Linked DNA regions of Mus musculus: region 2 is linked to region 1. A link is a loop called in an ENCODE intact Hi-C map of the cell type or tissue named here. Cell type or tissue: heart. All regions are shown on one strand.

Region 1 (8,000 bases):
GAATGCATGTCACAGAAAGAGCTGCATGTAAATGTTCTTAGGTTTAGTCACAAAAGTCCACCAAACTGAAACAAATCAAATGTCTGTCTACCAACTGCTGAAAAGAAACTTCAGCATATCAAGCAATTTTTTTTTTGGTGGGGCCGGGAATCATTTCAGCACCATATGTGAGCTAGGCTTAATGGAATCTCTGAGTCCACAGTGGGAAAGAGATTAGAGGAGGCAGGAGAGAGGAGCTGACATGTGTAATTAGGACCCATGGTCAGGTCAGGCTCCTGCAGGCAAACTAGAGAGAGGGAGACAGGCCAAGCAGGAAGGGAGATTTCCTTAAAGGGTGGCAGTAAAGAATTCCAGGAGCAGAGTGAGGAGGACTCGGGGAAAGGGGCTGTAAAGGGGAGGATTCCATAGCAGAGGGATGAAATGCAGAGAAGGAACAGGTGAGCATTAGGACAGTGTCTTAATCTAAGGGCATCCCCAAGGGATCAGTGGACAGGTGTCCCTTGTCCACTTTGATGGGGAGCACAGGATGGTGTAGGGAGGCTTGCCTGGCATACTGGTATGACTTTTATAGCAGGCTCCAGACAGGGTAGGAAGCTCTCGGAGGACATTCAGTTGAGGGAGGAGTAAGTAGAGTAGGTAGAGAAATGGCTGGAGATGTGGACTCCAAAGTCAAATATAGTGGGTAGCAGGAGCCAGACGCTGCAAATGATATACACTCAGTTTGGTTACAAGGGACAGAGCCCCTCTAGGATGGGACCCTATGCCTCCTCCCATGTTTCTGCAGCAGATGTGAGTGAGACCACTGAATGAGAGGGCTATGGGTGCAAAGGAATGCTTATTGGAAATATGAACCTGCTGTGTGACGATTTCCCCTGTGATAGACAGAGAACATGGTAATAAGGACTTAGCTTTTGGTGAAAGGAAGGTGAGTTAAGCCTGGGAACTAGCTAGCATGGGGCTTTGATCTGTTGGAGGCTTGTTTAATAGGGAATCAGATGCCCTTTCTGGAGATAGGTTGCTGGGAGAGGGGTGCAGATAAGAAAATAAAGACTTTTCTTGACAATTAGAAACCCACTTTACCAGGTTTCCAAGTTTTCTGAGGAATGCTGATCTTAAGTAGCAATCCTTCTCTTTAACTGCTCAGAGTCCAGACTGAGCAGGGCCTAACAGAAAGAGTATAAACTATATGGTGTAAGTGGTTAAGAGTGCTGGACCATGTTTGAGTCGTAGTTATCCACATGGCATCTCACAGCTGCCTGTAACTGGACTTCTAGGGGATGCTCGCTTCTGGCCTCTGAGGGCACTGCATACACATGGTGCACAGACATGTACAGGCAAAGTACATAGTCATAAAATAAAAATAAATATTAAGATTGGTTCATTTTATTTTTCAGATTATCTTATTTAAAAAGTGTAAGGACAACCCAAACAAGTGTTTGTCAGAGGGAGGAAGGGAAAGAGAGGCTATGATTGTGAGAAGAGGTTTTGATTGTTCACGCTTTATACCATCAAGATTTTAGACCATACCATTTATTATTTTAAAAATGGATTTTAAAATATTAAAAACAGCTGGGCGTGGAGGTGCACACCTTTAATCCCAGCACTTGGGAGGCAGAGGCAGGCAGATTTCTGAGTTCGAGGACAGCCTGGTCTACAGAGTGAGTTCCAGGACAGCCAGGGCTGCAAAGAGGAACCCTGTCTCGAAAAATCAAAAAAAAAAAAAACAAAACAAAACAAAAAAAAAAACCAAAAAAAACAAAAAACTATATGGAGACAAACACGGCTATAAATTTAAGGCTAAATGCAAAAGCAGTTTGTATAACAAAAGTGGTAACACATTCAAAGCAAAGAGAGTCTTATACTTACAAGACAGAAATAATGGACACAAAGATTGTCTTTCTGAAGAAATTCTCCTAGTTTTTCAGGATCACCAGGTTCTTGAAGGCATAGAAGGCAAACTGAAAGAGTGAACATTAAGAATAAAGGAGTGACTTAAGTTGACCACTAAGAACTAAAAAGTGGGGGGCTGGAGAGATGGCTCAGTGGTTAAGAGCACTGACTGCTGATCCAGAGGACCACATTCAATTCCCAGCACCCACATGGTAGCTGACAACTATCTGCAATTTCAGTTCCAGGGACTCTAACACTCTCACACAAACATATACACAGGCAAAACATCAAAAACAACCTAAGATAGCAAGGAGTCTAGAGGCTCTTTTACTTACAAAGGGGTTTTTATCTAAATAAAATGTTCATAAGTAAACAAATATCCTAAGTTGGAAGCGCATTCACTACACGTAGCCTATCAAACACCAAAGCTCAGCAGCACAGCACATTGCAAATAGTTGTTTCCTATCGTGTTTGTACGGCTGACAAGGAGCTGTGCCACCACCCAGAACTGCAAGAGAGTATCATTAACTTGGGAAAAGATCGAAGTCCAAAATTTGAAGTATGGGTTTCTATTGAATGCATCACAATGTGAAAACAAAACAAAAATTAAAACCCTGTAGTCAGGAAGCATCTTTATTGACAAGAATAAAGGTTAACTCCTAGTGGGTATCAGGCCTTGAGGTAATTTTGGTCGCACTGACAGAGTAGGGTGTGACTAAGTACTTCACACTGTTTTGTTCTCAACTGGCTTTAACTAAATTCTTTCTTGAACCTCAGATACGACATGCTAAAACTTCAGACACCAAATTCTTTGGGACCTTAGAGAATCTGGGAAAGAAGTAGGGTTGGCAACGAAAGAGCACCATGGGAAGGGCCTTCTTTGTTAATGGCTGGAAGCAGGAACTCAACTCCACCTCCACTCTCTTACCAGGACTTGAAGACAGCTTCCTCTGTGTTACCTTCTTAGTCCTGATAGTTTTTCTATAGAAGAGAAAGAACAGCAAAAGTGTTGAGGACCCTGCTGACAAGCCTTCTACTTTTATTTTCTTTTGCCAGCTTCCCAAGTACACTAAAATGTCCCTGAAGTGCACTGTTTTCCAGTGACAGGCACTACTGTTGGCAACTATCATGAGTTTAGTTCAACACAACATTCTAAAAAGGGAGTACTATTTCTTTTTTGTTTGGGCTTTTGAGACAAGGTTTCTCTGTGTAACTACCCTGGCTGTCCTGGAACTCCCTCTATAGACTAGGCTGGCTATATAGCCGGCACTCAGAATTCCGCCTGCCACCTCTGAGATTAACCCTGCTCAGAGGAGTACTAGCTCAGGCACCACTGAGATTTAAATAGTAAAGTTCCACAGCTGCCACTGAGCCACTGGGGACAGCACTGGGAAGAGAGGAGGGCTTCTTGGGGGTGGGGGAAGGGCTCTGATATACGCTTTGTCACTCTCTAACCCTAGCCCAAGAGTATGTTAAAGGAAGCAGAAAATGCAGCGTGTATCAAAGGAATTTCCCCAACTCCTTCAGGTCACCTACTCTACCTCAATCTTGGATGTTTGTTTTTTTCTTTTAAAGTCTTCATTCGTTTCCGTCTGTCCTTCCTATCTAGAATTCTTCTGTGCTATTATGAAGATAATGCAGGCTTTTCCAGCTACAAACATAAACGAAATAGGTTAGCAATTTAATTTTACATTTGGTTATCAAGTTCTACAAGATCAAAGCAACAGTATACTTCTCAACTCATTTGATAAAGGGGTTATAGACAATATTAATGCTAGTGATGGCCAATAGTGATTAAATGGTTCCAAGAACCGTTTAGGCACTTAACAATAGGCACACTAATAACCCTTATTTTCAAGTTGAGGAGACTGAGTTAGAGAGATAAACGTCATGGCCAAGGTCAGAATCAGTGATCCTAGGTGAGATTTAATGATTACAAAAGCTGACATCAACTACGGTGTTATAATTTTATCTCATTGCAGTATCTCATTGGAACCGGGTCGGATAGATGGTTAAGAGCACTGACTGTTCTTCCAGAGGTCCTGAGTTCAATTCTTAGCAATCACATGGTGGCTCCTGTAATGGCATCTGATGCCCTCTTATGGTGTATCTGAGGACAGCTATAGTGTACTCATATACATAAAATAAATCTCTTTTTTTGTTTTGTTTTTCGATACAGGGTTTCTCTGTGTAGCCCTGACTGTCCTGGAACTCACTATAAGACCAGGCTGGCCTCGAACTCAGAAATCCGCCTGCCTCTGCCTCCCAAGTGCTGGGATTAAAGGCGTGCGCCACCACTGCCGGGTTTGGACAGCATTTCTTAAAAGACCTCAGTCAATTAGGTCCCTCCAGAGATATACTATACTTCAGTATCCAGAGCCTCAAGTCAAGGCTGGCGATTCTGAATCTCTTCATGAATGTCAGACTTTTCTAACTGCTAACTGCTTACAAGCCATCAAAACTTCACGCTAGCTTTTCCCAACACAGGAGATGCAGTTGCAGAGCTAACATCAGTTTGTTTTCTTACTAAACGTGGATGGGCTGAGATGGGTTGGAACCTTTCCGTGTCCCCACGGGGATCTACTTTACTTCCTAGTATGTTGGCGCTAAACCCGACTGTGTTAAAATAGAAATAAACCTTGAGATTTCAGTTCTTTGCATCGCTGGGACACGACGTTACTTGAGTAGTAGTCTGTGCACACTGGTAGTTATAAGATGGAATCTTCAAAACAGTTGAGGACGGTCGTGGCAAATGCAAGCTGCTCAGTCCGCGATTTCCTAACCCGGCGGATGCTCGCTCGAAACGCTTACCAAGTTGTATCACTGGATAAAAGTGTTGGGTAAATTAAAAATATATTAACGTGTTCGGTCCCGCCGCCGCAAGAATAAACGATTTATTTGGAAAATACGTCAGTGTGGCCACAACCGTCCCCCAAAGGTAACAGTCAGAAGAGGGCTCAAGGAGCATTCCGCGCATGCCAGGGCTCCCTTGCCGGGCGGCTGTGGCGAGGCCAGGCTGGAGGCTGCTTCCGCTGCTCGCTCTCACGGAAGCTACGGGCCACCGCTTTCAGCCCAGGCTGCCCACCCAGCTGTCGCCGAGGGCGCCGCTGTCCCGGAGCTTTAGTCGTTGACACAAGACGTGGTAACTACTTCACGGGCGGCCGCCCCGCGCGGTGACTGCGCCGTCGAAGGAGGCGAGCGTGCTGAGGGGGGATGGGGTCACGCGGACTGTGGCCAAAACGAGGACCGCTAACGGCCGCGCGCCCGCCCCGCCCTCCGCACGTGCGCGCCCTCGCCTCGACGCGCGCGCGCGTGCATGCCCGCCTCTGTCTCCGCCTCCGCCCCCGCCGTTCGGCCGGCGGAAGACCAGCCCCCGGGTTAGGCTCGTCGTGTGATGATGACGTTGTACGTCCGGCGCGGGCGAGTGACGCGGCGCGGCCCGTTGTCTGTGCGGGGCTGAGAAGCCCTAAGGGCGGTGGGCGCTCCCGGTTGGGGGCGGCGCGGGTTTAGCAGGGCCTGGACATGGCGCTGAGAGGCCGCTCCGCGGGAAGATGAATAAGGGCTGGCTGGAGCTGGAGAGTGACCCAGGTACGGAGGGGCCTCGGCGGGCCGGGGGCTGGGGAGGCCGGATGGGCCCCGGACGCACCTGCATGACAAATCCCTCTTCTTGTCGTCCCACCCAGGCCTCTTCACCCTCCTGGTGGAAGATTTCGGTAAGAACCCCGTTACCCACGACCTTCGGTCCCTGGCTGGTGTGGATGTGGGGGTTGGTCCTTGAGTTCTCGCAGCAGAGCCTGGGACTGCCCTGCCGACCTCTCCTTTCCTGATCGTAGGTGTCAAAGGGGTGCAAGTGGAGGAGATCTATGACCTTCAGAGTAAATGCCAGGGGTGAGTGGCTGGGACGCCCCCTTACCTCCGGAGGGCCGAGAAAGGGCAGGGGAATAGTACCCCATTCAAGGGAGGCAGTACTAGAAAACCTGAGCTATATAAAATATCACATAAGAAAGTGTCACTCTTTGTGGGTGCCCTCTTGGACTTTTCTTTTCTTCTCAGTCTTTCCTCAGTGTTTCTCCTTAGAAAGCTGTAGCCCTCCTTTTAACCCTAAGCACTCGTGGAGTACAGTTGAGCTGCCTTTCTGGTTTTGCAGCCGGAACCCTCCGTTGCATAGTGTTGCACCTTTTTTGTAAGTGTACAGTCCATTAATTACATCACCACATGTGCTGTGCCTTTAATCACCACACAACATTTGTCCTGACCATTAGTGGCGCTCTCCTCTAGTCCCAATGCTTGGGAGGCAGAGGCAGGCAGATCTCTGAGTTTGAGTCCAACCTACGCTACTTAGTGAGACCATGTGTCAACAAAACTGAACACAGTTGTCCTGTATTGATTGGTTAGTGTGAGAAGGCCTTTTTTAGGTACCTAAACTCAGAGTCTTGTTTTGGAAATCTATAGAATAGAGGCATAGAGAACCTAACTGCTTCCAAGGGAAGGAACTGGTTTGGGAGTTCACGCACTATACTCATTTTACTAGGACTGGAGGCCGAGGTCCACCAGTGAGTTGGTACTTAATTCTTCATCAACGTTTTTGTGCCTTTTATTGTGTCCCTACCTTGCTCCATCCTGGGCCAGCAGTTCCAGATTTCCTTCTTCTCTTGCCTAGACCTCATAGACCGAGTGGGGTTTGAGAGCTTCAGGCTCATACTTGACTGCCTGTGATAGGCTTCTGGGGTTTGAGGTCTCAGAGCCATGTTGGATACAGTTTGGTTAAGAGTGAGGGACTCAGTGCAAGAGCATTTCAGTGCAAAGGATTAGGGAGAGAAAGAAGGGGATGCTGATTGTCATCTGCCTCTTGCTTCTCTAGGCCTGTGTATGGATTTATCTTCCTGTTCAAATGGATCGAAGAGCGCAGGTCCCGCCGCAAGGTTTCTACGTTGGTGGATGACACGTCTGTGATTGATGATGATATTGTGAATAACATGTTCTTTGCTCACCAGGTCTGCTGAGTTCTGCGCTTGTTTCGGGCCAGGATGCTATTTTTGTCTTTGTTTGTTTCTGGTATTGTGTGGAAGGTGGCAGTGGGGGAGCAGGAAGAAGCGCTAGACTGGAACCAAGAGAAACTGTTGCAGAAACCCTGTGGCAGACAGACCTAACTCTTTTTCATTAGAGGGAATACCTCTGTAGTTGGTGGTGTTTTAGTACATTCTCCATGTCCCTAGATAGGAGGTATTTTAGTTGGTTCATGTTAAATGAATAAAGACTGGGTAAGACAAAGGAAACTAAAGGATGTTGACATCTTTCTTTTTAGTCTTCATTCTCAATAAGTGTGGGCATGGGGATGTCTGGGGTAAAGAGTATATGAGGTATATGAGTGATTGTTTTTGATTTATAGCTGATTCCCAACTCTTGTGCCACTCACGCCTTGCTAAGCGTGCTTCTGAACTGCAGCAATGTGGATCTGGGGCCCACGCTGAGCCGAATGAAGGATTTCACCAAAGGCTTCAGTCCTGAGGTACGCTGCAGTACCTTAGATCATGCTTACAGATGGCTGGGCACATCTGATCCTCAGAGCTATTGGTAATGCCACTGCATGGTATCTGGTATTTTTTGGTCATTTCTTTTTCAAATGTTTACTAACATCTATTTGACTCATAAGTAATGTGGAAGGTAGTTGATTTTAGGCTTTGCTGCTAAATGAGATGATAGAAGGAAAAGACTTAAGTGATCTGGGTCAGACCTTTTCTGTTGTGTTGCTCCCCAGTAGTCACTGATGGCTGTGCACGGCCAATATGGCCCATCTCTGTAGGAAATCCTAAGCAAGGTCTCATTTGCCACCACTGCCCTTTCAGAACGGTCATCTGTGCTGCTTGGGATTCCTGGAATGCCTCTAAGCCTGCTTTATGGAACTCTTCCCCTATTCAGAGGCTCAGCTGAGAATCTGTATTTATGTAGTCTTCTTTTATTTTTAGAGCAAAGGATATGCAATTGGCAATGCCCCTGAACTGGCCAAGGCACATAATAGCCATGCCAGGTATGTGAGAGCTATGGTTGCTGATGTGGGGTCGGGGTGGTGGAGGATGTCTCTGATTTTGTCCTTTTCCAGGCCAGAACCA
Region 2 (8,000 bases), 120 kb before region 1:
TCTGGTGTGTCTGAAGACAGCTACAGCGTACTCAAAATAAATCTTAGAAAGAAAGAAAGAAAGAAAGAAAGAAAGAAAGAAAGAAAGAAAGAAAGAAAGAAAGAAAGGAAGGAAGGAAGGAAGGAAGGAAGGAAGGAAGGAAGGAAGGAAGGAAGGAAGGAAGGAAGGAAGGAAGGAAGGAAGGAAGGAAGGAAGAAAGAAAGAAAGAAAGAAAGAAAGAAAGAAAGAAAGAAAGAAAGAAATGAATGGAGGTTTTGAAAGAACAACCTAAAATTCTCAAATGGTAAGTTACATGAGAGGCAGACAAAGGGCCCAAAGGTTGGGAGAAAGCCTGAAAGGAACTGGCAGTTCCAGAGGCCGTTCTCAGAAATGCCAGACATTCTTTTCACAGTTCTAGGTCAAAGACATAACCTAAGGAGAGCGAGTGACCAGTAGTAATTAGCTAGGACAGCCGGGATAACTTCCTCAGGAGTTTGGGCTAAAGCTCTCAAAGGGCAAGGGCCTTAACCTGAATTTCTGAGCTATATCTCTGAATTTCCCTCAGGACTGGTTCCTCTTCCACATGCGATTAATCCTGTTCCTTAGGCCCAAAGTCACCAGCAGGGCCAAGGACAGGCTACAAAGACCTGCACGGCCTGACTAGAGGCACGTGCCCTCTTCAAATGCCGGAAGAGGAGGAGGGCTGGATGCCAATGTGAACAAAATACAAGAGCCCTAAGGGCCTCCTGCCTCGCTGCACGAGAACTGTCAAAACACTGTTCCTAACGCCCAAAGTGAAAGGAACTCTGCAACTGAATGGATCGCATACCCACGGGAGAAACGGAGGCTGCTGCACCCTCACTTACAGAAGGTCTCCTGGCCCACGCGCACTTTAATCATGATCCACTCCATCGCACCTCCCAGGACAAAAAAGAAGGGCAGGAATCTGTAGATGCCGAATCGCTGCTTGCCGGGCACTCGCTGAAGAGCTCGCCTCACCTGGGCCCTGGAGAACATGACCGAGGCCTCCCAGTGGGGTAGGGACGGAACCAGGCAGACTGGTGTTCCCGGAGGCAGTACAAATAACCCTGCGGACCCCTGCGTGTCCGCGGAGTCCCGTGGACTGAGCACCAAGACTCGACTGCAGCGCCACAGCCCGGCCGCAAGAGTTAGGTCGCGGAAGTTAGGACAGACCCAAAGCCTGGTCGGCTCCGCCAATCAGAATGTGGCGGGACTCTCAGACTCTCCAATCAGAGTGCTGTTTGAGCGCGCGTGCTCTGTGAGGCTGAGTCGGTCTGAAGAAGCCTGCGCACGCGCCTAGATTCTGGAGACGGAGAACCTTCGGGGGGCGGGGTCTCCAACGTGGCGTGGCGGCCCCGCCCTCGACCTGCTCTCACTGCTGAGGCTCAGAGTTTACTGCCGCGCCCCCTACTCTGCCATCGCCATCTTTTTTTGTAATACCCTGACCGAGGTGTCGACCCTTTGTGAATGAAATCAGCTAAAATGCAGTTTCGTGACACTCCTTCCTTTTATTTCTGGATGTGACTGGTTTGACTTGGATTCTAATACAAACATAACTCGATATGCATTTTCGAAAGCTGAATTTTATCGTCGCAGCAAAAAGTACAACTGTCTATAACAAACATGCTAAAATAATATAAACCTATGATAAGTGGGAAATTACCGTTATTCTGGTAACTTGTAGTGTTTTTAAGCATCACAACCAATAGTTACAGAAGAGGATCAAGGTAAAGAGTGACTTCGCTGTCAAACCACAACCCTATCGGCACCCTTGTAAGATGAGCCTTTCTATGATGCTGTGAGAATTGACAATCTAAAAGAATTAAATGGCCTGGCAGTGGTGGCATATGTCTTTAATCCCAGCACTTGGAAGGCAGAGGCAGGCGTATCTCTTGAGTTCGAGGCCAGCCTGGTCTACAGAGTGAGTTCCAGGACAGCCAGGGCTACACAGAGAAACCCTGTATCAAAAAAAAAAAAAAAAAAAACAGAATTAAATGACAGATTGCAGCGAGGAGGCCTGGTGGGCCCATGCCAAGGTATGCCCCTGAGAAATTATGCTGTGCAACAAATCTGGTATGAAAGGAGTTTATTGGGGAAGGAATAGAGGCAGTGAGGGAACCATGAAGGCAGAGAAAGAGGGGGGGGGGTCATAAACAGCTGACTAAGCGCAGCCTGCCTGGAGGTACCTACTGGAGAAGCCACACACAGTGAACGCCTGGCACTTGGTGCCATTTCTCTTGGATCTGAGGACTGAAACTTGTAAAGTGTCATCCACTTGGAAGGAATCCACATGTGGCCAGGTCTTCACAGCCCACCTAGGTCAATGGACCTACAAGGGTCCACCCATAAGCCCACCCTTCGGCATCCATGACTACCCAGACCAGAATCTGATACACCCGATCCTCAGCATAGGTACAGGCAAACTACAAACGTACACATTACACACAACCTTAAACCCAACAGCCACGTGTGTTCAGTTGGGCAACTCACCACCAACAATGGACATTGGGCCCAGCCTTTCCTAGTGTACACCTGCAAGCTAAGAAAACAGAAGTGGATGGAATGAAAAGAATTTCATTGAGACAGCGCTTGAAAAAAACCATGGCAATTCAACTGGGGGCCTGCACCGTCTGGCCCATCCTTTTACAGCCGCCAAAACCTGGTGGCTGCAGTGATCCTGGCCCACAGCCAGAAGCGTATGCCCAGTAGATAGGCTCCTCATTTAAGTCGATCACCTGGGTTGGGTACCAGGCAATACAAAGAAAATGCTGCCTCAGCAGGCGTCAGCTGCCCATCAGGCCAAGTGGTCTTAGCCAGCTTGGGACTGGTACTGAAAGCAAGTAGAGCTCTTGTTGTCTTAGCGACCTCAGCTCCAGTGGAACGTGCAGTCAGTCAGAAACTGGGGCAGGGGCACGAGGCCCCGGGGCAGGAGAACTGGTCTGGAAAGAATAGGACAGAAGAGCAGGGGAGGGGCAAAAAGACCCTTGGGCAAAGGAAGAGCAGTACACTCGAGCGCTCTTGCTCCTCGGCCGTCCAGGATCTCGCGGAGACCCGGGGCTCTGCGACTTCCCGCTCAAGGGAGGAAAGGTACCGCCATCGCCACCGAGACGACCAAAGGGGGGCGCAGAGCCCCTGAGCCGAGCAGGGGACAAGGAGGCGGGGGTCGGAGCCCGCTCCGCCCCGTCCCGGAGACCTCCCGCCCCCTGGGCCGAGTGGTGCGTCCATTGGCCGGATGGGCTCCGCGCGCCTCCCCCATTGGCCGGCCGCCTTGAGAAGCACGCGGCCACGGTGGCGGGCGGGCAGTCGGAGAGCGGCGGGCAGGCGGGCCAGCGGACGGGCGGAGGGCGGCCGGGGCAGCGCGCAGGGGGCATGGCGGGTGCCGGACTGCGGGCGACAGCTAGGCGCTTGCTGCTGTGCAGAGGCCACAGCGGACCGCGGGCCGCCTCGTCCTCACCCTCCTGCCCTGGCTGCGGCCCGCCGGGTCCCGGAGCCCACTGCCCCAGCACCCCGCGCTCGGCGCCCGCAGACGGCGCGGACCTCAGCGCGCACTTATGGGCTCGTTACCAGGACATGCGGAGGCTGGTGCACGGTGGGTGACGCCGGGTGGGCAGTGAGCCGTAGGTCGTCAGACGAACGGTGCCCAACAGACGGCCAGGGCACCGACCGGGGTGAAGGACGCTTGGTGGGGCTCGCCGGGGTCCCAAAACCTGAGGGCTAAATGGCGTTTTAGAAAAGGCTCCATCGGGTTGTTAGGAGGTGTCTCTGCAGGACACCGCTACTCCTGGGGCGAGTGGGGCTTTTTGTCTTCTGGCGGCAGAAGCTTGGAATGCCTGGAGCGGCCGCTGCGCACGCGGCCCCCATGGTCTTGCTCCTGAGTCCAATCTGCGGGCAGTAGCGGTAGAACCCCTCCCAGTCCCTCGTTCTCCTCTGGCCCTTAGTTGCAGTGTGTGGACAAAGACTGACTGAGCCGTGTTCACAGATGGCACGACGTAAGGTGACACCAGACGGACACTGCAGGCACCTCTTGGCTTGTCTCTGGCGGTCTACTGCACTCTAAACACTCGGAGGAACAGAAAAGTTACTGTAGCCCCCCCCCCCCCCCTGCAATCCCTCGGGAGTTGCTATATCTCAGATAGAACTGCACAAGGCACTTAACCCTCTCCTAATCATTCCCTTGGAATGGGCTGATGAGGCTGGAGATCTGAGCGCCGAACATCTGTCCATTGGTCTGGTGGGGCCCTGCCTCTTCAGCCGATAGATGTGGTCTGGGCTGTGACCCCTATCACTGCCCAGCAGGGTGGCCCTCGGCTTCACACCCTCTGAAGACCCTCAGTGTTCTGTCCCAGAATTTCGTTGATGACTCAGAAAGAACAAGGCCAAGCAGGAGCCTGGGGACCTTCTGCAGGAAGCCCCAGAGGTGAGGTGGCTTGCATTGTCTGATAAGACAGAGGAGCCCTGACAGGGAGGTTCCAGCTGTGACTGGACTAGGGTTTCCACTCCAGCTGTGAGGAGAGCTGGACGCTGGCCAGAGTTCACCTCTTGACGTGCTGCAGTCAGATTACTTGAGACCTCTCAAGAATGGTTGCTCTTAAGGATTGGGAATATTGCAGGGTGACCAGGATTATTTAAGAAGTCAACGTTCTGCCCCTAGTGTAGACCCTCTGAGTGGCCTGAGAAACCTACTTAGGATGTTTGGGGGAGGGGGACACTACTGAGAATATCCTTCAGGACTCTTCCTCATCTTCAGGCCCTTACATGCTCTGTGAGTTCTTGTGTGCAGGGTCACTTCCACTGCCATGCCAGGGTGAGCTAGCTTCATGCCTCTGACCCCTGACGCCTGCCCGCCCGCCCCCCAGGCTAGGTTTTAGGGCCAGGGCTAGTAACCCTTCAGAGAGCAGTGGAGAAGGGCTGTCACCTAAACTGCTTGGCCTCATGGGATGAGAAAGCTAGGCAAAGAAGAGTGATGAAAGCGGGCGGAGTGGCCTGAGTGTGCATCTCATTGGGTGCCGGGTACTGGGTGGTTTAACTGGGTGCCTTTACCAAGCTTAGTTCTCTGGGCACCGGAGGTGGCAGTGTGACTTCTTCATGGAATTGGAGGAGGGAAGGAGATGAGTTTTAAGATTCACAAGTGGTAACTACCAGGGCTGTAGAACCTGAAGAAAGGAGGTCAGGGGCTTGACAGTAAAATCATAAACACCGCAGACCACCTCTGGTCATGGCTTACCCACACACCCAAAGCTCTGATTTCCTTGGTCCAGAAACGGGGAAAGTAAGCAGGGAAAGTGGGCTTCTTGCCCATCCTACTTGTTCCCAGGAGCGTTTATATGACTCTGAGAAGACCCTTAAAAGCAGAGCCAAGACGTAGTCAGAACGCTGCAAGCTTGGACCCACAAAGGCCATGTCTCTGCTTCCTGACCCAGGGGTTCTGTGGACACAGGCAACTCGTAAACAAAGTTGTCATCCAGGAGTGGAGGGAGGGTTGTGGAACTATCCAGCTGTGTGGGCAGCTGCGGCCCAGGGTCCTGTGACAGCGAGGAAAGGGTGTCCCTGAGGCTGCTCTGTAGAGAAAGCACACACATCCCTGTGAAGATCCACACTTGGCAATCTTCAGAAGTGCTGCTCTGTACTGGCTGGCTGAGGCCGCCCGAGGAACCAGCCACACCTGTTCCCACACCTACACCCTGTACTTGACACTAATGGAAATGGGGGTGGAGCCCTGTGTTCCAGAGGGGCCTCTGAGGCAACAGCCCAGCACGTAGAGGAGGTGTCTGCACAGTGCAGCAGCCGCTAGACATGATGTGGAGCCAGAGAATCTTGCTTTGTGATCAGGATCAGTGTGGCTGATAGCTTCCCTGGAGACTTGGACATCAAGTCTCTGAGACCGAGCCTCTTCCTCCCTCTTCTCTTTCTTCTGCTCTAAAAGTAACCTAGGGAGTCCCAGGCAGGGCTTTTGGCTCAGAGGCACGTCTGATCCTGCATATTGCATAGGTTCGGAGCAGAAATACTACACGAACTAGGTTGGTTCTGACTTTGTTCCCTTAGCCTAGGGCTAAGTTAAACGTTCTTGAATTCACAGACATGCAAGGGAGGACCTGATCCTGCCTGACTCACTTCCCCATCACATCGTGTCCTCCTTCTCCGTCCACTTTACCCACTCTCCAGATGGGGAAGACAAGGCAGACGAGCCTAGGGCCCCAGAACCTTCTTGGCATAGTACAGGGCTTAGCTTCCCTCTGTGAATCTTGTTGAAGCTTTTATGATGATCACCAGAAGAGAGCTGGCTTGTGTCCCCAAAACCCGACATCTTCCGTCCCGACTGTGGTAATTAGCAATGTTCCCTGGCTGAAAACCGGGAATGTCATTATGTGGTCTGGCAAGCAGTTGAAATCCGATTAGAGGGGCCTTACTCTCCCGGCCTATGGCAGGTGTGCCAAGTTGGCAGCCCCACGGGTTCTCTGCCCCTGTAATGTTCTCAGGCCTCATCCCCAGCCCTGGGTAAAGTGGAAAAGCAGCATTCATGGCCTCCGCCTCCAGTCGGATCAGAAAAGAACAAGCACCCTATGGGAGGAGTCCTCAGTCCCTGCACTCCACTTGGACGGGGTTTGAGCGTGGGGTATGACTCTTCTGAGGACTGCTGCCAGGGTTCCCACATACCCATGTCTGGTAGGACTTAGTAACCAGCCTGGGAGAAACCCAGGTCCAGAATCCGTGGTGCACTGCAGGTGATTAACAGAAAAGGGAGGCCTGTGACTCTGACCCAATCCCCAGAGGAAGCAGGCTAGCCCATTGCCAATTCTGCCTTACCTTGGCCCATTCCTTCTCTGGTGTCTACTGCAATGGCCAAGATGTCTCGTGGGGCGCATGGGGGCGGGTAGCCACAAGCACTCGGGCCGTTTGCCGTAACTGAGACAATGGTGATGGTCCTGCCTTCTTGGTTCTCCTTCCCTGTAGACCTTCTGCCCCCTGAGGTCTGCAGCCTCCTAAACCCAGCAGCTATTTATGCCAACAATGAGATCAGCCTGAGTGACGTCGAAGTCTATGGCTTTGACTACGACTACACGCTGGCCCAGTATGCGGATGCACTGCACCCTGAGATCTTCAATGCTGCCCGGGACATCTTGATAGAGCACTACAAGGTGAGACCAACAGGACCGAGTGTGACCTATGCCCCAGACTGAGTCCTGGGGTTCCCCTGGTATCCTGGGCTGGGGGCTAGCACTGCTACTGGCTTTTTGCCAACAGTATCCTGAGGGGATCCGGAAGTATGACTATGACCCCAGCTTTGCCATCCGTGGCCTGCACTACGACATTCAGAAGGTGAGTGGCTAGGCACTGACTGACCCCCTCCTGACTAGATGTGAACAGGGCCAGCTTCTTCAACCTCCATCTCTCCTCATCAGACCACCCCCACTTCAGTTGTAGCTTCCCGCCCCCCCCCCCCCAGTAGCATCTGGTGGAGTTTTTGTTGCTGAGGGTTGGGAGGTCCCAGGAGAAGCTGGTTCAGGGCCAGCAACAGACACCTCCCTCACCACTGGCCCTGCCCCCTCCAGAGCCTTCTGATGAAAATTGACGCTTTTCACTATGTACAACTGGGAACGGCCTACAGGTTCGTGCTGGGTCCGCCCTCATCCTGCCCTTGTCCCTATGCTATACCACTGCCTGGGCTCAGGCTGAGGGCATCTGTCCCCGACTCACCCCCAACTCAGGGGCCTCAAGCCTGTGCCGGACGATGAAGTGATCGACCTGTACGGCGGCACCCAGCACATCCCACTCTACCAGATGAGCGGCTTCTATGGCAAGGTATCCCACACCACCTTGCCCTTGCCCGAAGCACCCAGACCAGAGATTTTGATCCCGCGGTCCTTGGCATGGTGGCTGAGAGTGAACTCCCTCCCCAGGGCCCATCTATCAAGCAGTTCATGGACATCTTCTCGCTCCCAGAGATGGCTCTGCTGTCCTGTGTGGTGGACTACTTTCTGGGCCACGGCCTGGAGTTTGAC

The links. A loop is a pair of places that touch in the nucleus more often than their neighbours do. Peaks named below come from ENCODE experiments on the same cell type or tissue, not always from the same donor. Only the 100,000 strongest peaks of a DNase experiment are listed, where the experiment ranks them.
Region 2: a loop joins it to region 1, with 2.4 times the contacts of the local background. A loop is called at or near these places in 4 of 42 quality-filtered maps.

What each region holds. Positions count from the first base shown.
Region 1 is chr14:31,246,177-31,254,176 of GRCm38, forward strand. It overlaps Phf7 (PHD finger protein 7), which reads right to left and starts at 5,139. Exons shown (of 11, transcript NM_027949.2): 1 at 4,529-5,139; 2 at 3,432-3,541; 3 at 2,819-2,871; 4 at 1,867-1,958. The coding sequence starts at 3,472. It overlaps Bap1 (Brca1 associated protein 1), which reads left to right and starts at 5,313. Exons shown (of 17, transcript NM_027088.2): 1 at 5,313-5,478; 2 at 5,574-5,603; 3 at 5,724-5,778; 4 at 6,752-6,884; 5 at 7,280-7,399; 6 at 7,857-7,918; 7 at 7,991-8,000. The coding sequence starts at 5,442. In heart, CTCF peaks have their summits at 3,971 (motif pointing left) and 4,994; a DNase peak (open chromatin) is centred at 5,225; H3K4me3 peaks cover 2,377 bases; H3K27ac peaks cover 2,406 bases.
Region 2 is chr14:31,127,788-31,135,787 of GRCm38, forward strand. Smim4 (small integral membrane protein 4) reads right to left here and starts at 1,143. Exons shown (of 2, transcript NM_001308091.1): 1 at 846-1,143. The coding sequence starts at 996. Nt5dc2 (5'-nucleotidase domain containing 2) reads left to right here and starts at 3,302. Exons shown (of 14, transcript NM_001374087.1): 1 at 3,302-3,589; 2 at 6,952-7,136; 3 at 7,243-7,317; 4 at 7,551-7,606; 5 at 7,707-7,800; 6 at 7,899-8,000. The coding sequence starts at 3,370. In heart, CTCF peaks have their summits at 1,129 and 3,126; DNase peaks (open chromatin) are centred at 684, 1,224, 2,844, 3,234 and 8 weaker places; H3K4me3 peaks cover 5,185 bases; H3K27ac peaks cover 5,646 bases.